3 separate regions of the Homo sapiens genome follow, and all the other regions are linked to region 3. A link is a loop called in an ENCODE intact Hi-C map of the cell type or tissue named here. Cell type or tissue: heart left ventricle. All regions are shown on one strand. Each heading gives the region's core, and the rest is flanking DNA. Links, peaks and the distances in the headings are about the cores only.

The links. Hi-C counts contacts between places; a loop is a spot of excess contacts. Peaks named below come from ENCODE experiments on the same cell type or tissue, not always from the same donor. Only the 100,000 strongest peaks of a DNase experiment are listed, where the experiment ranks them.
Region 1: a loop joins it to region 3, with 2.2 times the contacts of the local background. A loop is called at or near these places in 16 of 110 quality-filtered maps.
Region 2: a loop joins it to region 3, with 2.8 times the contacts of the local background. A loop is called at or near these places in 31 of 110 quality-filtered maps.

The regions. Positions count from the first base shown.
Region 1 is chr2:39,588,213-39,598,694 of GRCh38, reverse strand. The region is part of intron 5 of MAP4K3-DT (MAP4K3 divergent transcript); the gene reads right to left. Among named protein-coding and RNA genes, the nearest start is that of TMEM178A, 72 kb to the left of the region's middle. In heart left ventricle, for the core only: a CTCF peak has its summit at 4,767 (motif pointing left); no DNase peak of the experiment used is centred there.
Region 2 is chr2:39,723,807-39,734,288 of GRCh38, reverse strand. It overlaps a transcript of TMEM178A not described here. Among named protein-coding and RNA genes, the nearest start is that of THUMPD2, 50 kb to the left of the region's middle. In heart left ventricle, for the core only: CTCF peaks have their summits at 3,386 (motif pointing right) and 5,250; no DNase peak of the experiment used is centred there.
Region 3 is chr2:39,509,178-39,519,659 of GRCh38, reverse strand. It overlaps MAP4K3-DT (MAP4K3 divergent transcript), which reads right to left. Exons shown (of 6, transcript NR_037875.1): 4 at 3,119-3,246; 5 at 950-1,077. Among named protein-coding and RNA genes, the nearest start is that of MAP4K3-DT, 77 kb to the right of the region's middle. RefSeq lists enhancers at 2,248-2,840, 2,841-3,432, 3,433-4,025, 7,258-7,552 and a silencer at 4,114-4,334. In heart left ventricle, for the core only: a CTCF peak has its summit at 5,833 (motif pointing left); DNase peaks (open chromatin) are centred at 2,779 and 3,119; H3K27ac peaks cover 6,858 bases.

The DNA of each region.
Region 1 (10,482 bases), core at 1,583-9,582, 78 kb before region 3:
GACTGACTGTTCATCATATTATTAAAGATTTTTGTCCTTACAAACACAAGAATTCTGGTGGATTCTATTCTGAGCAATTACCATAAACAATTAAGAGTGTGTTTATAATTGTGTATGTTGCATTACTGCATATATTCCTTACGGAAGAATATTTCCATTTTGTTTAGTCATCATTGTGAACTGAATGTCTGATGATTGGAAGAATTTTCCACAGATTTGCTTCTGGCTCTATCCATTTCAAATCTTGTTTCTCTTCCACTCCCCACATGCTCCTAGTGCCAGGTATTGTAGGACAAGTACCTACTCCCATAATACCCTGCACCTTCATGCCACAGTGCTGGGGAAGCCTGCACAGTGGGCAGTAGAAATATTCCTGGAAGCCATACCTATACTAGGATGGCTAGCAACAGTGTAACTGTATACAGAGTAGCTATAAACTACAAAATATATACCCACCAACCCCAAACCAACACATCCCCAACTCAGTTTGCCTTCCAAAATAGACATAGCCCCAACTTCATTCCAAAAATGTCTGCTGTCACTTTCAGGCCTACCTGCACCTGAAGATTTGTGATGAGGAGGAGGGAGTGGAAAGAGACAGCTGTCTTAACCAATTTCAGTAAAAAATATCTTACTTTTGAAACTTTGCAAAAATATATGACCATGTAAAAGACATTGATGGGGCCTCTCTCGGGGCTTTTGGAAGGAGTTGAGCAAGTAAAGAGCCCTGAAGCTTCAGCTTCATTAAAGTCACAGTAAATCTGTCTCTGCAGACGAGCATGTGGAATCAAAGTGATGGAGCAGAGAAACACCTTCAGAGATCATATAGTACAACACTCGATATAAAGATGGGGAAACCTGAGGCCCTCAGAGGTTATGGGACTTCCTCGGGATCACATAGCTGGTTAGTAACAAAATAGGGACTAAAATCTTGACTCCAAGCCCAGTGCTCCTTCACTAGAGTGCTTCTAGCTTTGTGGTTTTCCCCTTAAGGTCCTTAGACTTTGAGAGCTGAATTTATGCCCAATGTATATTGAAGGAAATAAAATGTTAGAAGAGCTATCACTCCAGATTTCATTTAGGGAAAGTACCAAATAAATACTTTTTATCCCTGTGATCAGTCTCACAGCCTCTCACAAAGTACTTGCCAACAGAGATATTTTGCTGATCCGATGAATTTTACATAACAAGGAAAAAAAATCCCTCCCGTAAATCATAATGCATATGTTGATGAGATGTTGTTTGATACCAAAAAGGCATTCTCTACCCCAAAGAAGGAAGGATTACTGCGTGCTAATACTAAATGCTAATGTTAGCCTATTACAAGTGTTTCATGCTGTGGCACTATTCTGATTTGTGCTTTGAGATAAAGATTTAATATTCCACTCTTAAATTACAGTATCTATTTGTTTTTTATGAGCCGCAGTATGTTCCTACACTAATATTTCAATTCGATCATTTCCACCCTGAAGCTTTATTTTATCTGACAATTCACACACACCACCTAATTAAAACAACTTAAATATGAGATATCTGGACCATATTCTGAGGTCTTCATTTATGCAACGATCACTTATTGAATGCTCCTGCTGTGCCAGGGTCTGTGATAGAGGAAAAGGAGAAGCCTGTGACATTGAAGAGGGGATGCAAAGATGAATGAGACAAGCTGTTTGCCCTCAGGGAGCTCTTAGGCCCATGGGAGAAATAGATACCTGGCCTAGTCATCACCATGCGAGATGGTGGAGTCTGAGCACATAGAAGAGGGGGACAGGAATTCTGCCAGGGAGAGAGGAATTCAACAAGTCTTTGGAGAGCTGACACTTGAATTAATACTCAAAAGAAAATGTTTGGCTGGGCGCGGTCGCTCACGCCTGTAACTCCCAACACTTTGGGAGGCCGAGGTGGGCGGATCACCTGAGGTTGGGAGTTCAAGACCAGCCTGACCAGCATGGAGAAACCCCATCTTTACTAAAAATACAAAACTTAGCCAGGTGTGGTGGCACATGCCTGTAATCCCACCTACTCGGGAGGCTGAGGTAGGAGAATTGCTTGAATCCGGGAGGCGGAGTTTGCGGTGAGCTGAGATCGTGCTATTGCACTCCAGCCTGGGCAACAAGAGCGAAACTCTGTCTCAAAAAAAAGAAAAGAAAATGTTTGCCAGAAAGACAAGAGTTAGGGCATTAGAAACAAAAGGACCAGCATGAACAAAGTCTTGGAGATATGAAGGAGAATATTTGGGTGATCACTAAAAGGTTATTTGGGAATATGTAGTGTGCCCAGGAGCTGGGAGTCCGGTAGTGGGAGAAAAGTGGCAATGCGGGAAATGTCATATCAGCCTGGGAATGCTTTTCTGCCGTGCTACAGGGTCTGGACTTGCTTCTGTAGGAAAGGGTAAGCTTTTTGGCAGTGTTGTGTCATAATCAGTTCTGAGTTTAGGAAAGCCAAGTACAGGAGGCATGGAGTTACAATGCTGTGTGTAGCAAAGGTCCAGCCTGAGCTATGAAAATCCCAGTAACTATGATGATAGCATCCGCTGGCAAAAGATCTCCAGCAGTATCTTCTGATAAGCATCTCATTGTTAAACTCTGTAACTGGAAATGCTGCATAACAAGACTAAGGCTCTCCCCATCGTTTTTCTTATAGCAGGCAGTTATTTACAACATAAAGTTCCAAGATCATTCCTAAAAGTAAGTAAGACGTCATCCCAAGATGACCTATAGTTGATCCCGTCCTCCTATTCTAGTCATTCTAATGATTTCACATGCCACCACTTTTTCTTTTCTTTTTTTACAATCAGTGAGGCTGAATCAAGATGGGCCAATGAGTCTGACTTGTAGAGAAAGCAATAATGTAAGAGGCTTGGGACCTAGTTATCAAAGCTCCTCCCTTCTAGGTCAAACAGGAAAACACGGAAATCCACCAGCCCAGTGGGAACCAAAAGTCAGTTTATTACTAGGCCAGCAAACATCCTACAAGCCTCCAAATTCAGCGTTCACTAGTATAAGCTAGATTACAGAATAAAAGATTAAACATTAGGACAAGTGGGACCTCTGCTCCCATTCCAAATCTCTACCTTGGGACCTAAGAGCTCCGGAATGCCTATGATCAATGGGCGTGCAGAGCTAACTGCAAGTCCATTCACTTGGCCATTGGAATGAATGAGGGCCGCAGGGGCAGGACAAAGGGAGAAGTTCCCACCTCTTTCCCGTGGGTAGCCATGTTCTGGGGGCTCTCCCAAGGCAGAGGGAGGGGAAAAAGAGCACATGGTTCCTGTGTCCAGGCAGTAAAGCCCAATGGGTAAGCCAAGTGCTTTGCCTTAGACAGAGTTCTCCCTGTCAGTCAAATGTGGCCAAGGAATGTTATAAATTCTGGCCAACCAGATTAGTCAGCTCTTTCTATCAGGACATGCCAGTGAGAAGATAGAGACAGGCAGAAATGCCCTCCCCAGAACTTCCATTGTCTGTAGGGCAGACATGTTTGGTGGAAGGCAGGGGTTGCCAGAAAAAATACAGAATGCTCAGTTAAATTTGGATCTCACATAAACAACAAATCATCTTGTAGTGTAAGCATATCCCTAATATTGCATGGGATATACTTACACTAAAAAAATTACTGTCTTCCTCAAATCCAATTAAACTGGTTGTCTTATAATTTCATTTGACAAATCTGACAACCCTAATGAAAGAATCTTCCTCTGTGGCATAGTCACTTCCTCATATGGGAATTGCAATCTCAGAATTCTAGAAATGGAGGAGAACATTAAAATCACCTAGTCCATCAACTTAAATTTATCCCTGATGAGAATGAGGAGACCAAAGAATTGCAATAACTGCCCCTAAGTCACACTGCTAATTAATGACAGACCAAGGAATATAATATATTTCCAGACCGAGCCCAGTGGCTCTTGTCTGTAATCCCAGCACTTTGGGAGGCTGAGGCGGAAGGATTGCTTGAGGCCAGAAATTCAAGACCAGCCTGAGCAACATAGGGATACCCCTCGCACCACCATCTCTATTAAAAAAAAAAATTAGCTGGGTACAGTGGCACATACCTATAATCCTAGATACTCAGGAGAATGAGGCAGGAGGATGAGTTGAACCCAGGAGTTCGAGGCTGCAGTGAGCTATGATTGTGCCATTGCACTCCAGCCTGGGCAACAGAGCGAGACCCTGTCTCTATTTAAAAAAAAAATACATTTCCATTTGTGGTATTCTTTCCCCTCTATCACACTAGGCTCCTTTTGGCCCTTGGCTCAATAGCTCTGGAATTACTTGAAAAATTTCCTAAGGGCAAAATGAATGATTTTTTTTTTTAATATCTCCTCCCAGTTCTACACACAATGCTTTATGAGACCTGGCAGAGCAAACGATGCTGTGGAGCGGCCAGCCATGTGGCTAAATCACCTGGGTGATGGCCACCACTCTCCACTCGCACCCTCTGTGTTCTGTGTCTGTGAACCTGGGCTTTGGGGTTGCTAGGGGCTAGCATAGCTTTTAGCCAGATGTGAAAATTGTCCTAGCCCCTCTGAGAGGCCATGAAGTATGACTCTCTTAAGAACACACAGCCTTTTGGAAGGGTCCTCTCTACTGAGGTAATGGGTTCAAGGAAAACACAGCTGAGACCTAGGAGCTTGTGTGAAAGGCACTCTCATCTCATCGGAAACTTCAGCTTCCCTCACAGCAAACCTTGACCAGAGCTGCCAACAAAGAACCAGCTGGGCTTTTAAGATTCCTTTCTCTCCTTCCCCTTGCCTCCCTCTGGTGGACAAGCAGACAAGCAGTTAGTACAATGGACTTGAGGCGGTGAGGTGTTCTCCAGGGCCACACAGACTGATAGACTGAGGTCTTCACCACACAGGCATTTGTCTGGCCAGCTCTTGACAAACTTGTGAGATAGAGTGATCTTCACAGCTCTCTGTCACTTCTCACAACTCAGGCCACTTTATCTTCTTGGTCTCCAGGACTCTGATCATCCTCCCTCCACCCCAGTCTCTTCCCACCTCCTTCCCCATGGCCCCAACCTTCTTCCACTGTAACCCAACCACGACTTAGCTTTCCTGGAGTCCCAGTGCCCCGGGCAAGTAACTTCTTACTCTTCCAGAGAACAAGTTGCATCATTCCAATTAGAAGAGACTGAATGGTCTTTTTTCTTTCTTTCTTTCTTTCTTTTTTTTTTTTTTTTTTTGAGACAGTCTTGCCCTGTCACCCAGGCTGGAGTGCGATGGCACGATCTTGGCTCACTGTAACCTCTGTCTCCCAGGTTCAACAGATTCTCCTGCCTCAGCCTCCAGAGTAGCAGGGATTACAGGTGTGCACCACCACGCCCAGCTAATTTTTGCAGTTTTAGTAGAGATGGGGTTTTGCCATGTTGACCTAGGCTGGTCTCAAACTCCTGACCTCAAGTGATCCACCCGCCTCACCCTCCCAAAGCGCTGGGATTACAGGCATGAGCCACCGCGCCCAGCCAATTGCACAGTCTAAGCATGAAGCTAAGCTACTTACTGATAATCATTATTTAGTGCTTAGTAAATATAAGGTTCTTTTGCTAAGAGTTGGATACATGTTTTCTTACTTACATTCATAATTTTCATAGCAAACCACTGAGGCAGATACCATTTTACAGAAGAAGAAACTGAGGCTTGGGAACATTAAATAACCCAGGCAAGCTTTTACTATAAGGGCTGGGACTGGGATTCAGACTCAGAAAATCTGGCTCTAAATTCTAGAAATCCCTGTCCAATAGGACTTTACAGTGACGGAAATGTGGCCACTAGCCACAAGTAGCTACTGCACATTTGAAATGTGACTGCAACGGAGGAACTGATTTTTAAATTTTATTTAATTTTTATTAAATTTAATTTAAATAGCCACAGATGACTAGTAGCTACTCTATTGAATAGCATGGTCTAAATATAGGCTTTGGCCAGGCGCAGCGGCTCACACCTGTAATCTCAGCACTTTGGGAGGCCAAGGCAGGAGGATCACCTGAGGTCAAGAGTTCAAGACCAGCCTGGCCAACATGGTGAAACTCTGTCTCTACTAAAAATAAAAAAATTAGCTGGGCTTGGTGGGGTACCCGTAATCCCAGCTACTCAGGAGGCTGAGGTAGGAGAATCGCTTGAACCCGGGAGGCAGAGGTTGCAGTGAGCTGAGATCACACCATTGCACTTTAGCCTGGGTGACAGAGTGAGACTCTATCTCAAAAAATAAAATAAAATAAATAAATAAATAAAATATAGCCTTTGTGTTATCCTAGTCACTTACTCTCCCCCTGTTCCTTCCCCCACAAACACACACACTCACATGCACTTGCTGAGTAGGTAAGGGAAATATTTGTTCACATCATTCCCTTGGCCCTCGCTCCACATAGATTTCAGGTAGAACCTGACGGGAAAATTGAGAGTTGACTTACACCTTGTTTGATGCAATAAGGCAAGGGAAAGGGAATCAATGATATAAAAGATATGGGCTCTTATCCTTGCTCTGCTAGTGACAAGTCACATAATTTCTCTGGATCTCAGTTTCTGCCTCTGAACAAGGACAGAGCTGTACTCCATGATCTCAGATATCACTTTCCAACTTTAATATTCTGTAGTTGGAAAATGCCCATAGAACCCCTTTCCAGCTCACGTTGAAAACAAGAGCTACAGGTGATAAATCTGGCACCAACAGTGATTACCAGGATGAACAGTCAGCAAGCATGCTTGATTGTACACATCCAACACCCCATAATATATAGGGTTCTTTTTTTAGAACCCTAATCAGAGATTCATTTGCATAATTAACATCTTTAGGAATAATTGCAAATGACACATCTGTTCACCATCTCCCCCTCCTTGGCAAACTATGTGTTATAAACACAGTTCCTTTAGCTCTGTAAACACTTGGTGCCTGTCCTTTGCTTTAGTCACTTTCCACCTTGGAGTGATGATGACCTTGTGTGACCTATCCCTGTGCAGTCCCATCCCTGTCAATGTTGCTCCAATTAGATCAGGACCCACTTACAACTACCTGCTTTGACTGGCCACAGGGCATGAGTTCTTAATCTAGGCTCAGCTCTCTAAACTAAGCATTCAGAATATTCATGAAATTTTGGGTGACTATACTTGTCATTTGTGTTCTGGGGAGCAGGTTTATGGCTTCCAGGAGTTTCAATGGGTGTCCATTACCCAGAAAAATGGTTAAGAACCACATACTATATGATTCCATTCACATGAAAGTCCTGAATAGGGAAATACATGGAGACAGAAAGTAGATTAATGGCTACAAAAACTGGGGAGATCAGGGATGGGAGAGTGGGGAGGGGGGTGATAGCTAAAGAATATGGGATTTCTTCTTGAGATCATGAAAATGTTCTAAAGTTGACTGTGGTAGTGGTTACACATATCTGTGAATATTTTTTTAAAACCATCGAATTGTGCACTTTCAAATAGTGAATTGCATGGTATGTGAATTATATCTCACTAAAACTGCTTTTAAAAAAAAAGTTTAAACCCCTGCTCAGAAAAAAGGGCCGTGGTTTACAGGTACCTACAGACAGTAAAGCTGCATCCTCTCTGTTCCCAGAAAGCCTTGAGTGGTACCAAACCTAGTTCTTTTTTAGAAATAAGACCAGATTTACATGAGTCCCCCCATTGGGGGAAGGCTCTCTAAGTCAGTGTGCCTCAAATTTTAATGAGCAGATGAGTTATTTGGTGATCTTATTAAAACACAGTGGGCCCAAGATTCTCCTGGTGACCCAATGAACACACTGTGAGTAACAGAGCACTAGACCAAAAGTATGTTTGTATCCTCTTGCTTCCCCTGGATCTGCATGCCATCCAGATACTTACGACAACACAAAATTTCCTGAGATTTTTAGCCCTGGGCACCCTTTATTCTGGACCAGGGCTTCCTCTCCAACTAACTTCCCTGTTCTCCTGCAGCTGAATAGCACAGAAACCTCAAGGGCCCCCTTTCTCTTTCTCCCTTAAAATCTAAGCCAGAGACAGGTGCACTCAGCTCATATGTTTTATTTCCCCTCAGCTCTACACTGGCCCAGCTTAGCCAGAACAAGGTTGCCTCCCCAGAAGGCACATCTAGCTCAAGTGTAGCTTAGACAAAATAAGTTATTCCATCCATGTGTCCTAAAGGCACAGTTTCCTTATTCATCCCCTACAGGTTTCATATCCGCAGTAATGAATAAGAATGCGTGAGTCCTTGATGCTTATTTTGAACCAAAGGGGTGTTCATCCAAAAGGAAAAGACTGTGGGTGGTCTATATGAAACAAGTTGACTCAAGAAAGAAAAAGAACCCCTTCACTAGCCTTATTTAATTTGAACAACCATCAGAGATGCTATAGCTAGGATTGAGTGGCCACGATATTTTGCAACAACTCCCATCAAGAGGTGGAGTCTATTTCTCCATCTTGACTCTGGGCCAGCCTTCTGACTTGTTTTGACCAATTGAATGTGACAAGTACGTGGTTGTATGAGTTCCAGAAGCCTTGTAGTTTCCGTCCTCTTTAAGTGCTGCGCTGAGACTGACCATGTAAGGAAGCCTTCCAGAGGATAAGAGGCTAAAAGGAGAACCAAGGCACTCCAGCCACCAGTCAGTGCCATCTGCGACACCTATGAATGAGGCCATCCGGGACCCTCCAATTCAACACAGCCACGTAAGTCAGTCCAGGTGAAAACAGCAGAGAAGCCATTCAGCCAACCCACAGAACTGTGAAAAACAATGAATCTGTCCAACAATGATAGACTGGATTAAGAAAATGTGGCACATATACACCATGGAATATTATGCAGCCATAAATATGATGAGTTCATATCCTTTGTAGGGACATGGATGAAATTGGAAAACATCATTCTCAGTAAACTATCGCAAGAACAAAAAACCAAACACTGCATATTCTTACTCATAGGTGGGAATTGAACAATGAGAACACATGGACACAGGAAGGGGAACATCACACTCTGGTGACTGTTGGGGGGTGGGGGGAGTGGGGAGGGATAGCTTTAGGAGATATACCTAATGCTAAATGATGAGTTAATGGGTGCAGCACACCAGCATGGCACATGTATACATATGTAACTAACCTGCACATTGTGCACATGTACCCTGAAACTTAAAGTATAATAATAATAAAATTTAAAAAAATAAAAATAAAAAATAAAAAAAACAAATATTAAAAAAAAAGCAAAACAATGAATCACTATTAAGTCACTAAATTTTAGGGTGGTTTGTAACAAAACAGTAGATAATCAAAATAGACAGGATGGTGAACTAGATAACACCTAAGATCTCTTCAAACGTGATCCTGTGTGTTTTTGTTTTCTGTTTTGGGATGAAGTCACTATATTGCCCAGGCTGGAGTGCAGTGGTACAATCATGGCTCACTACAGTCCTGACCTCCCAGGTTCAAGCAAGTCTCCTGCCTCAGACTCCCAAGTAGCTAGGATTGCAAGTGTGCACCACCATGCCTGGCTAATTTTTTTTATTATTATTTTGTAGAGATGAAGTCTCGCTATATTGCCCAAGCTGATCTTGAACTCCTGGGCTCAGTAATCCTCCTGCCTTGGCCTCCCAAAGTGTTGGGATTATAGGCGTGAGCCACCGCGTCCAGCCATGATTCCATTTTTAAGAAATGTTCAGAGGGCTGGGCACGGTGGCTCACACCTGTAATCCCAGCATTTTGGGAGGCCAAGGTGGGCAGATTGCCTGAGCTCAGGAGTTCGAGACCACCCTGGGCAACATGGTGAAACCTCATCTCTACTAAAATACCAAAAAATCAGCCGGGAATGGTGGCGTGTGCCTTTAATCACAGCTACTTGGGAGGCTGAGGCGGGAGAATCACTTGAGCCAGGGAGGCAGAGGTTGCAGTGAGCCAAGATTGTGCCACTACACTCCAGCTTGGGTGACAGAGTGAGACTCTGTCTCAAAAAAAAAAAAAGAAATGTTCAAAGCTTTGATTTAACCCCAATCAAGCTATTTCTTCTTTACATGCACAGATCTGTTCTCCAGTCAAAACAAGGCTGGTGTCTTCATGTGCTTTTGTTGCTGATCTGCCATGGGAGGAAAATAATGAATGTCCCCCAAAGGGCCTCCTTGTGTCTTTAGTGACTCTATTTAGCAGGCTGTCTCACCTGAACTGCACCAGAGATTTAGATATGTTTGAAGGTACGAGGGTTCAGTCCTATCTCTCTCTGGCCATGAAGCACTCACTGCCTGGGGACAAAGTTGGGAGAGTGCTGAGACAGGGTGCCTAGGAGGAAAGACAGGAAATAGGGTTACAATGGCGAGGATGCAGTAACATTTTCCCCACCCCGACTCCAACCCTATGGCAGCAAAGCTGGGCACATGTGTGCTGCTTTAGAGCCTGAGAGGCAGAGCTGGAGAAAAGGTCCTGCTCCCTTTCTCACCCTATCCCAACCCTGCCACACATACGGATAGCTCTGGCTTCCTAAGAAGGGAAGAATATGGATGTGCCTAATGGAGTCC
Region 2 (10,482 bases), core at 1,100-9,099, 210 kb before region 3:
ATAAATGCTGCTAACTGACCAAGTAAGATAACTGGAAATTGACCATTGGCTTTAGCAGTGAGGGAGTCATTCATGACCTTGACCATGGGGCTTTTGGTGGAATGGAAGGGGAGCAAAACCAGACTGCAGTGAGCTTAAGAAAAAATAGGAAAAGAGCTGGAGATAGTGAGCATAGACAGTTCTTACAACTAGTTTTGCAGAACAGGTGAGCAAAGAAATAGGAGTAGTAGATTGGTAAAGAGTGTGAAAGCAAGAGAAAGATTTGTTGGGAGAAGTAGCAGCTTTTTTTTTATGTTAAAGAGAATTCCAGGAAAGACGAAAAGATGATGAAATAGGAAAAAAGGGCTAAGTGCTAGAGCGACGTCCTTGAATAAGGGGATAAAATGCAGTCCACAATTGGAGGAATTAGCTTTAGACAGGAGCATGATAATTTGTTCACGATTACGGGTAGGAAGACAGCATACAGACATTTCAGCTATAGTATGATAAATATGCTCCTAAAAATTTTTTCATTCTCAAATTTATGCACTAAAAATAACAATTTATGAAAAAGAAACATAAATTCTGGTTGGGGAAAACCATTGCAAACATCCAATTTTGCAACCTGAACACTAACAGAAACACCAATCTTAGTGAAAATATTGGCACAGTTAAGACATTATATTCCTAATAAATATGTAAGTAAATAAGGACTTCACCTTTCCAAGAAAAGGGCAATGTCACCTTGATAGACTAGGCATAAAGAAGGGTAAGGAGATGCTGAGTTACACAACAGGCACTGTCTGCCTGGCCAAGGCAGAACCTGCGGCCAAGATGAACCAGAAAAAGCCTGTGATGATGGACGTCATATAAAGAGCCTTATTCCGCACCTTGTTCGTTCAACTCATTCCATTGGCATCCTTCACGTTCAGCTGCTCCTGTCTGGTGACACAAAGCATTAATATGCTAAAAAGAAAAAATCATGTATGAACCAACCCAATTTCCACATGAGAGTGACGTCATCTCCTTACTTAGCAATATTCGATTTAATGCCTATTACAGAAATACGTGTTGTAAGAGAACAGATTATAAGTGGGAGCAGATGCTGGAAGGTGGGCGGATGTGGTGGTGGTAGACTGTGGAAATTCTCTTTCAACTACTTCAACTTTCTCAGTGACAAACCATCCGGTAACTTACCCAGTGTCTGAGTCTATAGCTGGAATAGCTACCCTCAGCAATTGCAGAATACCCATAATGGCTTTCTGATCCATGGAGTAAGGGTATAGATTTTTGGAAGGGCTGATGTCACACTCCTTAGGTTCCCCTTCTTACCGAAATAAACAAAGGCAATACCATATATTTGTAGGAGCTGCAGATGTTAGTGCCAACACTAAGAAAGGCACGGATGTTGATGGAACTCTGTGGCATCTGAAGGCAGCCTACATGAGCTTTGGATTTGCTGCTCTGACTCATTTACTGTTAATTGAGGCCTGGGCTAAGAGATGGCTCTCTACTTGCACCAGCCCTACTGTAAGCAGCTCCCTAATGCCCTTAGAGACCCAGGAGATCTGATGGTGCTCAGAGCAACTGGGGCAGACCTGGAGGGTGTGTGAAGCCTGCAGCAAATCCCAGTAGAGGAAGCACAGCTGCAGCATCTTAGCTTTTGGAGCAAAGCCAAGCTCTCCTATGCAAGTTAATTATTCTCCTTTTGGAAATAACTCTTGACTTGCTATTGGGGCTTGCTTCTGAGGGCTTGACCATGGGACACTAGGTGACCATATGACCTAAGCTGCCCATCTTGAAGTAATGACACGCCAAGCCAAAAGTCGCATGGACCCAACCCAGCAGCACATCCTCATCAGATGGGAGCGGTATATATCAGCATTGAGTTCCACATGGCTGACGGCACTCATGAGCTGCAGGGGCAGTCAGTGCTTTTTCCTCTCAGTGTGCTTCCTGCCACACTCACCCCTCCCTCATAGCCATGGTCTCATGAGGAGTCTCCAGTGAGCAGTTCACCAAGGAGAAAAGAAGTCAAATATGGCTTACAGATGACTCTGCAAGTTTTGCTGGCACCTGTGGGAATTTAATTGCAGCCCCACTCAGGGTGAAAGACAGGAAAGAAAGTGGGGAAGTTCTCCTCCCAGGGAGCAGAACTTGGAGTAGTCCACATTATACACTTTTCCTGGAAGGAGAGATGGCCTGAGAGGCAGATCCTCAACATGTCATCCTCATGAGTATCAGTTTAGATGGATGGTCAGGAACATGAAATAAGGTCTCGGGAAGAGGAATGTGGATGGACATGTTATACTAGACCCCAATATAGGTGAATATTTTTGTCCTATTGGAATGGTCTCAAGAGGCCATACTGTGTAGGAGGTTCTAAATATGTAGTTGGAAGATTGCCTGCCCAGTGCCCTACCCTTTCCCCAGCCATCCTGGTGCTTGCTCAGTGGCCCCATAGACAATGGTTGCAGAGACAGACAGAAACAATGCACTGGCCCAACAAGGACTTCTCGCCAAGATGTGGCCACTGCCACTGCTGACTAATTTCCAGCAGCAGTGACCAACCCTGAGAGACTTAATATAACACTACTGCTGTAGCTTGAGTTTGTCCTCCTGGAAGCTCACATTGAAATTTGATTCCCAACGTGATGGTTTGGGGAAGTTGGACCTAGTAGGGGTATTTGGGTCATGTCGGTAGATATCCCTCATGAATGAATCAATGCCCTCTTGAGGGAGCTAGTTCATTCTCACTCTCCCAGGACTAAATTAGTTACCAGTGATTGGCTGTTGTAAAAGAAGTTCTGCTTCCTAGACATTCTCTTGCTCTCTTTGTACCTACCCACTCACTTTTCTGCTTCTCTGCCATATTTTGAGCCAGCCCATGGCCCTCACCAGAAACTGACCAGATGTGGCACTATGCTTTTGAACTTCTCAGCCCGCAGAATCATGGGCTCAATAAACAACTTTTCTTTATCAACTACCCAGTCTCAAGTATTCTATTATAGCAACACTAAATGGACTAAAACAACTACAAACAGGAGGGGAATTATATTGAAGACCCTCCCCCTTGTGAAGAGGGCAATAATTTGTCCTCACTGGAATAACTATTTACTCTGTATTTGGATTCTTTATGCCAACAACACCTTCCATGAACTTAACAAATTGCCTTATTCACTATCATTCATTTCCATGTAACAGTGCTTCTCACTAAAGAGCTTATTTTACAGGGATGACAGTGAGACAAGAGACTGAGGCTCATGGGATTTCTTGTCTCACCATAAGGCCTTACGGCATGATGGAATGGCTTACTGAACACCCAGTTATTGTGCCAGCAGGAAGATAACTCCTTGAGAAGATGAGATGTCTCCATACAGGATACTCTGTGTGCTATGAACCAACAGCCAATAGATGGTGCTATTTCTCCCATAGTCAGAATAAAGAGCCCAAGAGCTGAAAGTGAGAGTGGTACCTGTTACTATATCACTCCTAATTACGCTATTAAAATGTTTGCATCTTATCACTAGAGTGTCTGGGCTCCCTGGCTTAGAGGTCTCAATGCCTCTTGTTCCAGATGGAAACCTTCAGTGCTGTCTGCTATTGCATAAAAAGTCAAGACATATTCCATACCATCCATTGGTCTCTCCATCTCATGGAAAGATCAGTTACGTTAGAACGAACGACCACACCACCACCACCAATACTGCCACCAGCCTGTGGGTCTCCTTTCTTACAGGGCAACCATGAGAAAGGAGCTTTCACTAGGGGAATGCATAAGCTTCTTGGTGCCAGACAGTCTGGATTTGGTCTGTCAGCTCTTTACAGGAATTGTCTAGAAAGCCAGCTGCCCTGCACGTGGGAAACTTGACGGACCTAGTGATCTTGGGGACACATGATATGTTACAGTCTCCCTGCCAGGGAGAGGCAAGGGGAAAACCACCAGTTGTATGGGAATCTGAGCTTGAATGTAGTCAGCCCCTTTTTCTGAGAAAAGAGGTGCCCCCAAATTCCCAGCTGCTCATTGTCCATTTAATCCACTCTGAGCACCCAGGGTCATTCGTGGAAACCCTCCTCCTTTCAAAATCATTCCCAAGAGAGGATTTCTTCTGTCAGCAAACACAACAAGAAACCATTGAATTAAGAGGTAAGACTGCCACCCAATTATTTTGGGTCCTTGATTCCACTGGACAGAAACACATAAACAGGTTGAATTATGTGGGCTGGAGTGTTTGTTCCTAGTAATCAGAGAGAGGTATGTCTAGAACCCAGTGTTAACCTAGGTTCTTACCAAGACCCGAGATGAGACGAAGGTTTTTTTGGAGATAATTTATTTTGGGAGCTGGGGACTGGAAGGAGTAAAAGAGAAATAGGGAAAAAGGTAATCCAAGGATGCACTGTTGAGCTGATCACCACTGTGAGAAGCTGGGATCTGATCCTGTAGGGCCCCTCTGAAGACCTGTATAGGATGCAACCCAGAATTGTCTGCTTAAGGAGCAAAAGAGGAGAATATCCACCAGCTCCTGTCTCCCATTGGTCAAGAGTAGGATGACTTTCAACTCCCTCCCAATTTAAGACTTCCATCGCATAGTTTAAACCCTAACTTACAGAATATCAGATGGAACTAGAGGAGGAATGGAAGCCACCCAGAAATCATGTTCTTGACATGGATGTGTTACCCTTGTCAGAAGGGGAGAGGATGAGCAGGTTTTTCTGTCAAGTATAATTGCATATTTTACATGCGAATATTGGTTGGTTGGAGGAAGTTTAAATATCAAATTAAGAACAGATATTGATGTTGGGCATCCAAAGGGTACATCAAAGTGGTGAATTATCGTATTTTCCAATGTTTGAGTCCCACCTCTCCAAGGCAGAAACCAGAACACCAGCTTTTCCGACCTATATTATAGGTAGAATGGGGGCCAGACACTGACATATGATAATTGGATTCAGATGTGAGCTATGCGGAGGAACCAGGCACCATGGAATCCACTTTCTGGGGGAGAGGCAGCAGAAGCATCTGGCCTCAGGGGCTAGCTGGGGTAGAGGACAGCATTCAGCGTTCAATATCCATGGTGCAAGCTATGGTGTGGATCCCCGGCAGGGGTGGCAGTGAATCTTTGAAACTACCATCTTGTTGTATGGTTTGGATGGTGTTCCTGGTTGTGTAGTCCCCTAGATTAATTTTCTGGCCCTATTGAGCATTCTAATTTTTTTTTAATGAATTCCTTTTCTGCCGAACAACCTAGAGTTATTCTGTTGATTGCAGCTGGGGGCGCTGTGCCACACACCAAGGTTACTGAAGCACTCTCCTGCCCTGCAGGCTCTGCACATCTCATTCTCAGTGGAGTCCCTCCAAATGTTTTGCATTTTTTCTGTTACCATATTTTCTAGTTGTCTATTTTATCAGTATTTGGCACCCCTCTCCAAAATCATTTTTAATGTTTTGGCCTCCCAAAGATTTTGAATAATACAGTCTTTGTCATCATCTGCCTAAGCCTTACATACATCTTTAGGAGAAAAGAAAAAACGTGTAGGGGTGGACTCTGTGACCAAAATGCAACAAACGATGGGTTAAAAAAAAAAAATTCATTTCTTGACTTGAAGTGAGTGACAGTGATGTAGATCGTAAGAGGTAGCAGTACTAATGATCTCGGTGTACTTTGCAGAATTAAATCATGATTTTAGTCTCTGCTAAAATATCTTTAATATTAAATGCATACAACTATAAAGTTTTTGAAAATTTATGAAAATTTGAGGATGTCAAATAAATGGAGTACTATTTTATAGCATTTTTTCCTCCTCCAGAATAGGGTACAGAGTGTGGCCCAGAAAAGAACAATTAATATTTTTTGAACTAAATTGAACTAGCTCCTGGTAGGAGAGAATAAATAAATGCCTGTAGATCTGAGAACAGTGAATCAAAGGGACACTCGGAAACCATTCAAGAAGCAGACAGCTGTCCAGGGAGACACCGACTTCCTGTGTAACCTAGAAAGCTAAGTCTCAGAGAAATGCAAATCAAAACCACAATGAGATACCATCTCACGCCAGTTAGAATGGCAATCATTAAAAAGTCAGGAAACAGATTCTGGAGAGGATGTGGAGAAATAGGAATGCTTTTACACTGTTGGTGGGAGTGTAAATTGGTTCATCCACTGTGGAAGTCAGTGTGGCGATTCCTGGAGGATCTAGAACTAGAATTACCATTTGACCCAGCAATCCCATTACTGGGTACATACCCAAAGGATTATAAATCATGCTACTATAAAGACACATGCACACATATGTTTATTGTGGCATTATTCACAATAGCAAAGACTTGGAACCAACCCAAATGTCCATCAATGATAGACTGGATTAAGAAAATGTGGCACATATACACCATGGAATACTATGCTGCCATAAAAAAGGATGAGTTCATGTCCTTTGCAGGGACATGGATGAAGCTGGAAACCATCATTCTCAGCAAACTGTCACAGGGACAGAAAACCAAACACCTCATGTTCTCAGAGATGAGAAATGAACAGTTAGATCACTTGGACACAGGGTGGGGAACATCACACACCGGGGCCTGTCGAGGGGTGGGGGGCTGGGGGAGGGATAGCATTAGGAGAATTACCTAATGCAAATGATGAGTTGATGGGTGCAGCAAACCAACATGGCACATGTATACCTACGTAACGAACCTGCACATTGTGCACATGTACCCTAGAACTTAAAGTATAATTAAAAAATAAAAAAGCTAAGTCTCAGGGATTCAAAATAAACTGAGGTTTGAGAAGAAATGCTCACTTAGATATTAAGTAAATGTGTCGGTTCAGAGAGCTATGCAAGAAAGCCCTTGGACTAAAATTAGGTGAGATGCAAAGTCTTAGAGAAATCTTGCTAATTAAGAAATCCAGGTGAGTTTTTTTAGTGCATGTTCATATTTTGCCATAGTGTTAGTAGCCTTTTCAAATCTTGTTATTTATTCATTTGTTCATTTGCTTCTTTATTTACTTAGCTACCAGGCAGTTAGTGAGTACTTGCTCCATGTCAGGTTCTGGGAATGCTCCTTGGTAAACTGGCCCTGCCTGAATGGCTGCTGTGACAGCTATCTGAAAGGGATGTGAGCAGGAGCAAGAGGATACCAGCCAGAAGTCCGGGCTTCTGAGATAGAGGAATATCCTTGACCTTTGGAAATGGAGGGATGAAACCACTCTCTGGAACACCTCGGCAGAGAGAAAAATGAGCTGAGTCGAGGAAAACATTTGAGAGAAAAATTATGGATTGTTGGAAATTTAAAGAAACAACTCAAAACGTGCATGAAGAGCTCAGCTTTTTATCTTAAATTCCATGAATTATGTTCAAGAGAGTCAGGAGATTTGAAGTGTAATTTTGCCATCTGAATGCCACAATCATTTAATATTGTCAGTTTTCATTAAGTTTCTTCAGTGAGAAACTGCCTGCTCGAGATGAAACAAATGACAGCAATTACTCCAGGGCCCTTCCTTACCCACCCCCAACCCTTACACATTATTTCTACCATTTTTTGGTCACCCTGCTAGCTGCCTTTTTGTGACTCTTGCCCTTGGTATCCTACACTTTGTGAGATTGACTTCACCTTGGAAGAATGGGCACATTAACCATATATTTTGCCAGATAGACCTAAACGCCCAGTACTGGCCTCTGGGTATTAACATGGAAACCAAGGACAATTCATTCACTGGGCCAAAGGTATTTTGCCTGTTTTTCTGTAAGCCAGATTTTATCACTCTTATGTTTGAAATCCTCCAATGACTTTCCATCTTACTCAGAATGAAACCCGAAGTCTTGGGTTTTATTGGAAAGGTGTTCAAAGGGTGCTGGATAGCCTGGTTTCCCTCTTACTTCATCTCAACACTCTCACTTTCATTCTACCTTTTGCTGACCCTGCCACATGCAAAGCTTGTTCCCATCCCAGGCCTCTGCACCTGCTATCTACCCTTCCTGGACATTCCTCAGGACACCTGCATTGCTCAGGCTCTCTGTGCAAATGTTTTCTTATCAGAGAGGCCAACGCCAGCTTCCCTAAACTGGCCATCCCCTCACCTTTAGCACTCTATTCTCCTAGCCACCTCATTTTTCGTTCATAGCACATATCACCACCACCTACTGCACAAGCCCTGTTTTATTACTGTCTGTCTCTCTGAGACAGACACAAAGGAAAAAAGAACAAATTATCTTTCCCTGAAGGAAGATTTTTTACTTTTTTCCTTTGTCACCTTACAATGGCAGCTTTTTGAAGGCAGCAGCTTTGATTTATTCACTATGTATTCCCTGCACTTAAATCAGTCTCTGGCACATACTAGGTGCTCTATAGAGATGTGACAAATCAAAGAACACATGAATGAGCAAGTGAACACAACTGGTCATTCATTTGACCACATGTGTCTTTGTTCCACAGTATTGAGATGTCCCTATTTTTGCCGAGGCCCTAGAACCATTTTGCCACGGTGGACCTGCTCCTAAAGTGACACAAAGAGTTTGAGTCTACAATCGTATGTTAGGCCTGAGAACAATAAAAGAAAAGTAACCTTGAGAAATAGAGGCTGTGAGGCAGCAAGTCGGCTTCACAGACCAGGGATCACCATCTTAGTGATGCGTCATTCATTTATTCCCTCATTCCTTCAACACACATTTACTGGCATTTCCTCCACACCCACTGACATCCCAAACAAGTTACTTTTCATGGTCATCTGCCAACCAAGTGAACACAGCCATAAAAGTCCAGAATGCTGAACCAAGTTTCCCCCGCATTGACCAAATCCATGCATTCCATTGTCAAAAGGAAACAAGAACAAATTGTCTTTCCCTGAAGGAAGATTTTTTTCTTCCTTTGTGATATTGGAATGTATGGAATCGTGCAACACAGAACCAGCTCCTCAATCGTTACTAGGTAAAAGCTTGACATTTTCTGACACCTTTCTTGATTATGTAGGCGTATCGCAGACCCACAGGCTAATTGCTTTAAAGAATAATGAAATTGTACTGAATTTCCTCTTAACTCATTGTATTCTTACTCATCTGGCTCCTCAAAGGAACTGGTTTTGTAGGGGTGTTTGGGATAGGGTTCTGAGGGCCACTCACCCGTCCCACCCCGCATGGCTCTACATGGCTGTCCCTCTAGCTCACCCTCGGTCTTTCCTCATCTTCATTTCACTTCTCTTGAAAACCATTCCCCTACTCCTGTGAACACTCTTTAAACTGTTACTTTATTTGGAGAATTCTTTGTTTAAGAACTGGTTCATCCCTTGAGTCAATACTGTATTAATCACATGCGTCATCTCCCCCAGATTACCTTTCACAGTTGGTTTAATTTCAATTCCCAAGTCCAGTTTATTTGAGAAACATGTTGGCATGATAGCGATTTACCATCGTCACCACAGAGTCCTGTAAAGTAGAGGCTGCTCGACATGTTTGCAGGAATATAGATACTTGGACATGCTGACCTCAAAATCTACCTCGCTTTTTTGCTGGGGAGGTGAACCTTCTGCCAGAGACTGGCTGAGAGATCTTGGGTTAATGCTCTGAGTCTCTGTTCCTCTGCTGTCAAAGAGAGATGACCATTATAGTTTCCATATGCCTCCGAGGCTGTCTTGAGGTTTGTTTTGGTTTGGTTATGGGGTGTTTTCTAAGTCACTGCACAGCGACCAGTCTCTCAAAGGGAAAATACGAAATGAAGTACTGTACTTTCCTTGAGATATAATAAAAAAATTTGGAAGGTTTCCTTGTTTTGACTCCACATCAGATGGTTTTATTTTATTGTTAGTGTAACTTAATATGTTATGTTTTTTAAATTAGTTCACATTCAACTTGGATAAAGGAAATAAAAGTTTGTAGAGGTGTTCAAAGTGATTTTCAGGCTTCTTAAATGTGTGGTTATTACCAGCATTCTTGCAGGGCCACACATCAAGACAGTCAGGGAGAAAGGACGGAAATTCATGAGTCTTTGAGTTGCTATCCTACCTCTAACCGTAAGGCTAGATAGCCTCTTTTTTTTTTTTGAAATAATTACTTTCATCTAATAATTTAAAAAATGCCGTCAGGGATGCTGTCACAGGACAAAGTAAGGAGGACATACCCACTTAAATAGAGATCTTTGAGCAGCCCTAGTAACACGGGAATTTCTCATAATGTTCTGTGGGGGAAGTGCCAAGAAGGTAATTAAAATTGCTGTCATACCTTTAGGCTACTGCAAGCTACAGGGTCTCTTGAAGGTCAGTCACGTAAGGAGAGATTCTGTGCTTACAAAAATAGGTCTGGCATTCTTTACAGAATTACAAAGTGCAGTGTGTGCTCTGGCTTAGAAATATAGAAGCTTGCTTAAAAACTATAGAGCAGTAACTTCCAAAGGGACCCTTGGAAAATGCAGGGGAATGTGAACCTATCTAGATGTATAACATGTTGACAGTAGGCTCAGATAGGGTTAGAAATGCACTATGGAAATGCTGCTGGGTCTTGGGTAGTTGACGTGGATGC
Region 3 (10,482 bases), core at 873-8,872:
TGACCAATGAGCCTGAACCATTAAAATCTACCTTTGTATTGCTCTAATTCAGAGTTCCCAAACTGTCTCATGTCACAGCATTTTGTATCCCTGTAATTTTTTCACAGAGTCCCTAGGCAAAAAGAAATACCTACCCAAAATTCCATTTATCCAGTAGTTAAGTCCCAACAACTTAGTTGTTTGAAAAAAATTATACACATAAATCGAAAGAAAAAAATTTATTTCATTCTTAAATACTCAGTTACTTTTAAAAGGATGTGTGTGCCCAAGGTCAAGAGATTGAGACCATCCTGGCCAACATAGTGAAACCCCGTCTCTACTAAAAATACAAAAATTAGCTGGGCATGGTGGCGTGCACCCGTAGTCCCAGCTACTTGGGAGGCTGAGGCAGGAGAATTGCTTGAACCCAGGAGGTGGAGGTTGCAGTGAGCTGAGATCGCGCCACTCTACTCCAACCTGGCAACAGAGTGAGACTCCATCCAAAAAAAAGAAAAAGGGATGTGTATGCCAATTGGGCACCAAATATCTTCCCAAATCTTGGAACCCATGTGGACACAAGCACCTTCACCTCCTATTCCACACTGATTTTCTCTGGGTACTTGCATTTTACAACAACTGCTGAAAACTCAGCTTCCCAAAGACAGGACATTTTTGGAAGAAATGTAGCGCAATCTAATGTTGGAACAATGAACTACCTTGAGCTAATAGTTCAGTTGATATCCAACAGATGTCAAGTGCCACTATACTTCCTTGATATTTAAACTATGCCACAGCCCCCCTCTAAGTTTGCTGCAAAGTCTTGGGTGCCTAGGACACAGTTTGGGAGTCATGACTCTATTCTTTTCCCATTTTTAATTCCATTTTCTCTTGTGCAAAATAAAAGCATGTTCTTTAAGTATCTAGTAACTACCTCTGTTAAACCTAAGGTTATGTAGAATATAACACTTACTGTTATGTCATAACTCTGAGCTTTCACTGCTAGCAATCACAAGGTTGTGTATTCTCTTTTCATTCTTTATCTGCGGTGAATATAGTAGACGAGATGACCTCCAGTGGCCAGGTATCTCAAACATATGCCTAAGAGAGCACAATAAAATATTTTGCTTTGTGTTATATTTAAACCAGAATACAGTTCTTAACTATGTTACTTTTTAACAGATAATTAGATCAAGACTGAAAGAAGCACAAAAATACGTGTAATTTGGTATACTTCTTACTAATGGTTAACCATTTTCAATCGTGTCTTAATCTAATACTGATTTTTCTGACCAATTATATTTATTTCACTCACGCTAAATTCTTATAATTGTAGCCAAAAGTCCCATAGATCATAAAAGTGACTCTGACAACAATTCTTTGGGGCTTACACACAACTTGAAATCAAAAGCCTTTGTTTTCTTCCTCTGGGTCAATATCTTCTCATCATAACTGTTGTCATCATCATCAGAATATGAACTATTTATCTTGTTTGGCCAGTGTCAATAGTTGGAGAAATTACTTCTCTCTGTCTCATATTTCTAGCTTTCTCCTGTTTGATTTTCCATAGGCAGAGGAAAGGAGAAAGAGAAAATCTCTCACATCCCCTGCAAGATTGTTCCTTCCTAACAAGAAAAGACTCCCTCCCCCGACCTTTCTGAAGCTTCTTTTATCTACTATTTACTAGCAGCTACATACATTGATACAACCTGTCTCTGATATTAAGCTCCTGTCTTGTAATGGAGACCATATTGCCTTTCCAGAGATAAATCCAAGCTTATCAAAACACTTTTGAAAACCTCTTTCATAATAAACAGAACACAATTTCAGATAGTAGCACAGAGTGACTTCGCACCTTAGGACAGAGGTCTGATGCCAGAATGCTGTACAGTGGTGCCCTACCCACGATCTCATTTTCACCAGCCTGAGGCTGAACCTCTCCCTTCTTTCTTGCTGGGGTTTTCTATAAATCAGTTGTCAACAAATATATTGGATTCTTTACACTTTGATCTACTTAACATTTTGAAACAGGTATTCACTCAACTCCAAGTTCCTTTCCAATTACCTGGTGGGGTTTGGTGGGGAGCAGTTAGCTGGATACCTGTTTGAAGCAGGTGTCCCAGAAGCCACCTTGCTGTGCATAGACATCAGCTGGCATACAGCCTTCAGTAAGAAGGCTGATGGAAGGTACGCAGTAAAAATTAAAAGCCTAGGAAAAGTACAGGCCCCAGAGCCAGAGCAGAGCAGAGCAGTTGAGTGATGGTTCCTTCTGAGAGCAGGGTGGGAACAATTTCTTGCCCTGCTCCTGGGGATGAAAGTAAAGTCTAAACTTTTTTGCAACAGTGACTAATTCCCCATCAGAGAGCCTCCTGCGATTGCAGAGCTAATTTCATGAGTGGTAAATGAAGGGTCTCTCAAAGTGAGAGCTGACAGAGGAAGAAACAGAGAAAAACTAAAAGCAAATCCCTAAACATTACCCACATTGCAAAACAGAAGGGAATTTTCAGAAGCAATGATAGAGAACGGCCCACCTCCAGATCTCCCTCAGACATGTTTTCTTCCTTCCTGACTCATTGAGTTTCTTTAGGAAAGCCTGGTGAGAAGGGATTATGAAGCAGGCAAGGGAGCCAGCCTTTTCTGGCAACACAGGGCATTTTGATTTCAGAATCTGCAAATCTTCAAGAACAGACCCGGTGTGCACTAGTGTTCTAGGCTGGAGTCCAGCAGCAGTTCAGCTGCAGATGAAGCAAATCAGCTGGTTGGTGCTGACAGCCAGAGACCCAAGGACTTTCCTGGTGCTACACCTCTCTGGAAGTTTGAAGATGTTGGGACAGGTTTGCCTTCTGAAATGTGCAAATGTCACCAGCCGGGAGTGGCAGATGCCAGGAGGCATCTGCAAACAGATCTCCATCTGGCCATGGGCTAGGCTTCCTGGGACACAGATTAGAATAGTTTGAAACAAAGGGGCGGAAGCACCGGCTAAGCTTTTCACATATTGTTATGGTCTCTGGGTCACTTCCTGCCTTTGGAATTTATTTCCTTTCCAGGTTCAGCAAAATTCAATGAATGACAAGAAAGAGTTTGGGGTTTGTCTTTGCCTCTGGCCCAGTCGAGGGGCGGCTCTGCCTCTGTGAACTTGTACCTCTGCAGTGGTTGCATTCTCCCGCGCTGTTTGTTCACACTGAGCCCAGCATGGGGGAAGCTTCAGGATGCAACAATAAATAAGGGAAGGGAGCCATCTCCAGTTGAGTCAGATAAATCCTCTTCTTCCTAGAAAACAGAAAAGGAAAGAATAGATTGGGAAGGGCAAAAATGATGTTTTATCAAGGAGAGCTCTTTCTCACCAGCTCCCCATTCAGAGATGTAACCAGCTTTGAAGGTAGGAGGCCGAACGTGGCTCCATGCAGTCGCACCTCCCACCTCCTGGAGTCAGCCAGTAGGCCAGATAGGTACACAGGACAGTGACATTTGCTACACAACAATGATCTGCTTTGTTTTCTTTTACCAGTATTTAATTTGCACTTTGTTCCAACAGGGACTTCAGGTAGCAATAACTGCCTTTCTGACAGCATTTTCACGCTCATTTTGGGCACTTTGAAGCTGACATGAATGCATATCGCAAAATCCTTCTGCAACCCCCGGCAATCCCTGTACATCCACTGCAGTTCTGCAGTGCAGAGACCCCCAGAGGCCAAGGCAGACCCTTTTGCCCCAACAGCTGCAGGACCCTATCAAAACTTAATGTGGTCCCTGCTGCCCCTGTCATTTCTTTGAGAAAGAGTGTGTCTCTCTGAATAGTGATCCACCGTCATGAATAAGTTCCTTCTGAAAGCCGGCTCATACAGCCCTTGTCAGGAAGAATCTCGCAGAGCCTGTCCACATATCCAGAGTCCATCTCTCTCTAGACTGAGAGGTCAGGGTTCATAGCTTTAGAGGAAGGGTAATTTTTGCCCCCACCTTTAGTCTAAACACAGCTAAACTAGCAGCAAACGCTATTGTAAATACAGAGGAAGTTGCAACTAGTGATCAGCCTTTCTCCTGGTGCCACTCAATCTCCCAGAAATAAGAACTAAAGCTTCCCCTCCATCAGTTTAAACAATCTCTTTGCTCGAGGCTGCAGATGCCACCACTGTTGGGAGCTAGCAGTGACAGGGCTGCTGCCTTGGGTTATCACTGTGGCTCAGGCGTCAATCAAATTGACCTTTTCAAATTGCACCAACACATCTCGCATTCACAGAAATGGTCTGCTGTGACCTTCACAACAATTGTTCCTAACCACTTTAGGAAGTTCTGGGGGAAGGAAGTAAGTAGGTAGGGCGGAGATGGCTGTATACATACCAGGGTCAGGAACACCTGTAGAGTACGAAAGCAACAGGAAGTCTGCCCAAGAGTCCCAACTTTCCTCCATGAAAAAGCGCTCTGTCAGATTCAGGCATTATGTTTCCATATAAAAGTATAACCCGGGTCTGGGAAATTTATAAATCATTACTTTTAAACTTTACAGAATCTGATAGCACGGGACTGTCAGGGAGCCAGGAATCTGCATTTTTATCAAGCCCACCGGCTGCTACTAGTACAGGTGGTCTGTGGCTCAGACTTTGGAACACTGTGCTATAAGGAATTGTGAGTCATTGTCAGGTTAGCATGGAGGAACTGGTAACACAGATGAACATTGCACCTGGATGCCAGGCCAGGCTTTGGCAGTCTGTATGACCGACCCTGGGTAAGACAATTTAATTCTCTGAGACTAAAGGCCTCAGGACTAGACAGAAGACCTTCAAAAATTTAGAAATAGCTTCTAAATTACGGCCCAAAGGCCTACAGATTTGGAGCACTGGTCCAAACAGAAGGACCAGGGTTCTGCAGGCATGCCCTGAACACTCACTGAAGTTCTTCGTTGCAGAAAACTCCAGCAGCCAAGGTGGAACCTCTTGCCCAGGGCTGCAGTCCTAGAACTCTGTGGTCATGGGATGCAAGAACTGCATCTTTGCTCTCAGCCATTTCCAAGTAGGAGAAAGGGAAAGGAAGAAGATTCTATTTATGTAGTGCATTATATGCATTATTTTTTAAATTCTCACTTAACCCTAGTATCATTAGTCTCCTTTTGAAGATGAGAGAATTGAAGATCAAAGATGTGAAATAACTTGCCCCAATTCCCCCAGGTCTCATGGCTATAGAATGCTTGAACTGAAATTTCAGTTCATGTCTTCCAAGATCCAGGTGCCATGTTCTTTCCACAAAACCATTCAGAACTGGAAGTTTTGCTGTGGCCATCCTGAAGGCCTGGCTGTTTGGAAACCCTCCAGATACCCTCACCTCTCCCTGACATCCATCCCACACCTGTTCACCACTCTACTTCAGAATCTCACACACCCTGGGTCTTTCCTCCATCCCTGACCTCCAGCTGATCGCTCAGCTGAACTCATTTCTTATCCCTACAACTTCTTGACTCCCAGTAATTAAAATACATCAGCTGCCACTTCTCCTGGGCTGAGGAGGATGTTTCTGGCCCACAACTACTCCAGCCACTGACTTCAAGATCAAGTCAGCTGGGTCCTGGAAAACTCAGTGTATCCCTAAGGATTTCCATGAATTGAGAATCTCTAAATGAATGCTTAAGAGGCATTTGTGCACTTACTGATTCTAACCCACACATACACAAGCACATACACACAAACAAATATGCACACACAATACACATACACATACACACACAGAGATCTCTTCTCAACTCAGGGCAGAGATATAGAAAACCCTCAGGGAGAAACCAGTGCCCTTCTATTAGGAGATGACACATCAAACTTCAACTTCCTAACAATAGTGATTATTCTGGGATGCTGGGCACCCCCTAGTGGGAGTAATGGAGAGAGAAGACAGACTGTTTTGGTGCTGTTCTCAGTAACCCATTCCACCCACAACTTCCTGCCCCTTCGCTGCCTTCTCTTTCCAGCCCATCTCACTGTTCTTGGAATGATTCATTCTTCCCACGATGATTGGGCCTTTTGCCCCATAAAACCCTCCCTCTCTTTACAGACATAATGGACTAAAACTAAGCAGAAGGCAACTCAGGCAGAACAGCAGGAAAAACTTCCTATGGGGAGAGCGATTAAAATCTGAAATGACCTTACAAGGCAAACTAAGTAAGACCTAACTGCACTGGGCAGAACAATAGAGAATATCTCAGAAAGATATTCTTGGAGATGAAGAGGATGAGGGAAAAGCTATTTCCCTGATTTCATATATTAATGCCCCCATCCAACACTCTCAGACTGATTTCATGACAATATAAATGCCCTGTGCTACATCTAACCCCTTTTAAGACCAAGAGAACACCCAACATTTATACATTTGAAATAAACAGATGAAGCCTGTCCCAGCAGAGTGGCAGCTCATCCATGAACTGGGCACTATGTAGTACTGTGGGACATTCTGAACATTTGTGTACTAATACCCACTCTTTTCAAGGCCACTGCCATAGCTCCCCACGACGGGATGAGTCCTACTATACTGTAAACAATAAAGTGTTTTCTGAGTGTTTACGTTATACCAGGCTCAAGATTCGTAAGCATTTTTAAGACATGCGCACATCTAGTTCAGTCCCTTCTCCAAACAAGGGCCTTAATAAAAGATAGGGAGAGTAACATATTTAAGTGCATGCGCAAAGAATCCTTCTGGGCATATTCACAGTTCTTATTTTAGTTAAGTATTTGATAACTTGTTCACTGGGTAAGGGGCCAGCCAGTCTCATCTTGGGGACCAGTGCCTGTCTCTAGTAGATGTGACAATTATACAGCACCCACCTTCATGCAGAGCTTTGGTTGTTATGATCTTATTCCTTCCTAGATTTGAGTCATCAGCTCATTAGTGCCCATTCAACTTAGCCTTCCTCTGATGAATCCTCTAAAACCTTGCTCATAATTTTACCGATACCAGCACAGGATTTTCTCTGCTATGCCTCCTGCTTCATCTGGAGCCTAGTGACTTGGAGAGTCTAATCTCACAACTGCTTACAATGTTAATCCCTTTCATCTCTTCTTTTAGAACCATGTGGTGATGTTCATCTTTCTGACAACCAAGAACCTTGGAAGAATCTCTCGCCTCAGGCGCTCCTATTTTTGTGCCTAGCTCGGCCGCCTTCCAAATCACCAGAGGCATCATAGAATGCAACTGTCTGTGGAGGGTTGGAGGACGAATTGGACACAAATTCATTGGACGGCTGAAGGAAAAAAGAAAGGTCAAGGATGCTCCAGCTTGGCCAGCCTCGCAGGCCTGACAGCAGAAGCTGGAATTCTTTCTTTTATAACTTGGGCTTGAATTAAAGGCATTTTTTTTTAGTCCAGAGACCTTTGGCCTTCACTCCAAACAGAACACTCAGTGGGGTGGAGCAAGGCTGTCTGTTGGCAGGAAGGGCATGCTGACCTCTGGCCCTAATGCCTTCCCTAACCTGGAAAGACATAAAAGCTGTGGTGAGTTAGCTGAGCCACCTGGAGGGCTCTGTCAGTATGTAGAATGTTCTAAATCATGTAAGGGGCCCTGCCTTTGTAAAGAAGAGTGGTGATGTGTTTATGGGCTCAGAGAAGAAAACATATGGAGAGAAAATGAGAATTAAGAAGAATAAACCTAACTAGTGGCTGCTTTGGGTGTCTAGAAGACAAGTAAAACTCAGAAAAGAGGCCCCAGTTCTGAGAGGCAGAGATAAGGGAACTTCCAGTACATCTGTCTCTATTTTCAGAAGAGATAAAAACCAAATCATAAATCTAAAGATGAAGGTACATTCATCTGGGGAGAGGACTAAACAAGCTGTTATATTTCAAACAGCTATTAGGATTGCAAAAATGAACACTTTTAACTTGCTAGTGGAAGCATTTCTTTCCTGCAAGTCACCTTGGATCAGATTAGACAACAAAGAGAAGATAACAAAAAATTATTTTTTTGTGCAGGCTAAGAAGCATTAATTTAGGCTCTTTGTACTAAGCTAGATTCCCGTCCTGGATGCTTTCCAAGAAAAAGCAAAAAGTGAGCAACCAGAGCAGTTATGGGAAATTCAAGTGTGTGCTTTGTTGGGAAGGATGAGAACGGGGGGTTCCGCTGGCCCAGAGCTGCAAACGAAATCAATGGTCTGCAGCTTGGGAGGTGACCAGAGGACCCAGGCCACTGGATCAGGCGCTCAGAGAGCCAGCATGAGCCTTCAAGGCAGTGCTTGTGGGCAGGAGGACAGGTCTGAGCTTCCTGCCAGTGCCTATGGCAAGTTGGATATGTATTTGCCAGTATCCCCAAGGGAAGGGGTTCTGTGCCAGCTGGAGCTCTCTCAGGAAAGACAGGTAGCTCTCAGATGAAGTCCAAGGAAACCAGGTGAGGGCTTGAATTGTGGCCAGCGAAGCAGGGTGTCTAACACCTGAGGAGGCCAGATGGGGGTCAGGAGCATTCAGGCAGGGAAGAAGGGGTGTGACATGCCCATGAAAGGTGGGTGTGGGCATTCCAGGGCCTAGATAATGTTTATGGAAGAGGTTTCTATCACAACACAATACAAGGCACTCTTGCTGTCCTAAAACCTTTTCTCCAGCTGAGTTTCTGACTCTTTTAAAGCCACAATGTAGGCCAGACATGGTGGCTCACGCCTGTAATCCCAGCACTTTGGGAGGCTGAGGCGGGCGGATCACCTGAGGTCAGGAGTTTGAGACCAGCCTGACCAACGTGGAGAAACCCTGTCTCCATTAAAAATACAAAATTAGCCAGGCATGGTGGCGCATGCCTGTAATCCCAGCTACTCGGGAGGCTGAAGCAGGAGAATCACTTGAACCTGGGAGGTGGAGGTTGTGGTGAGCTGAGTTTGTGCCATTGCACTCCAGCCTGGGCAACAAAGAGCGAAACTCCATCTAAAAAAAAAAAAAAAAAAAAAAAAAGCCACAATATAAGGACATTCTCAGGAACATTGAAGCTAAGAGGCCATAGATTGAATAAGATGGCCAAATATGCCACACGGAGCCAAAGAAGCAAGGCAAGCCTCTGCAGAGTCCCATTTGACGTGAAGAGGCAGATAACCAATGTTTCCGAATCATAGTAACTGAAGTTAAAGGAATGACTCCAGGTCATCACTACGTTGATTTCCTTTCCCTCACTTCTGGGAAGGTCTTAAACCCCTCTACAGTGTCTTTCCACCATTTATTTCCCCCCTTGCTTTCTTCCACTTATTCCCAGTGGTGAGCAGGGGCCAGTTTATACCACCTCCCAACTCTGTGTTCAGTAATTTACAATCAGCCGCGATGGGAGTGTTTATGCCTTAGAAATTGGAAAATGCTGCAAATCAGAGCTTTCTGTTTTTTTTCTGGAGAGCCAGTTGTTAAACAGCTCCCAGTACATCCTGCCTGTGACTGAGAGTTTTTGCATGGGAGGAAGAGGCCGTGTACTGAGGCGGACAATGTTAGAAGTCTGGGGATGGGAACAGAGAAGCCCAAAGTGCTGGGTGGGAAGTGGTGAATTGCCAAAATTGGTTCTGCCTCCCTCACGGACACACACACCCCAGCCCCAGCCCCAGCCTTGGGTTCAGTATTTAACAGTCATTCAGTAAGAAGCTGTTCCATATCTACAGGGATGTGGAGGCAGCTTTCTATTGATTTGGAGGGCTGGATACCTTCCTGCTCGAACATTTTTTGAGGTTTATGGTACAGAATACAATAACCTAGGTACACATAGTGTACATTCTGTGTATTAGGCTATTATACCATGCACCATATGTTGCATATTATCCATTTTCCTCTGTGGATTTAAAGGTTTCACATACATTCAATCTTGCTTTTCCTCTTCCAACCCCCCATGTAACAATGTGTGTTCCTCTTCCCCCAAACGTGCTTCCCGTTGACCTTTGGACTCAACATCTTGTCTATTTTTAAAATGTTCCTGAGCCAGATAATTATTACACCCTCTAAAGTAGAGTTCTTTGACTTTAATATACATAAAATCACCTGGGGAATCTTTTTCCAATGCAGGTTTGCATTCAGTTTTGACCCCATAACTCTCTCTCCCTTCTACTTCTTCAACTTTAAGAAGTTCCGACTATACCTCTGGAAGAAACAGCCTCTCACAAGAGATTGGACGAGGAATAGAAGTCTGAACCAAGCAACCAAATCTATACCCAGGTGGGGTTGGATTCCCTTTCAAGAATTTGAAGTAGAATGCTGTCCTAGCCAGAGTTCCTCACCCCCAAAAGCAGAGCCTGAGATAGAGATTTGCAGGCAGTAATTTATTTAAGGATCCCAGAGAATAGAAGTGCAGGATATGGGAAATGACAAAAGAGAGGAAGAAAAATCAGTACAAGGGTATGTTATTGAACTGGGCATGGCAAAGGGCAAGCAGTGCTCCCATTCTGTAGGACCTGCTAATGAGCTTTCTGATAGGCAACTCTGTCCATCTCAAGCATTTATCCAGGCTTTCCTTTATGAACAGTACTGATTAAATGCTTGATAACCCTTTATTTTCCAGTTTTCAGATAGTGACTTCATTCCCTGG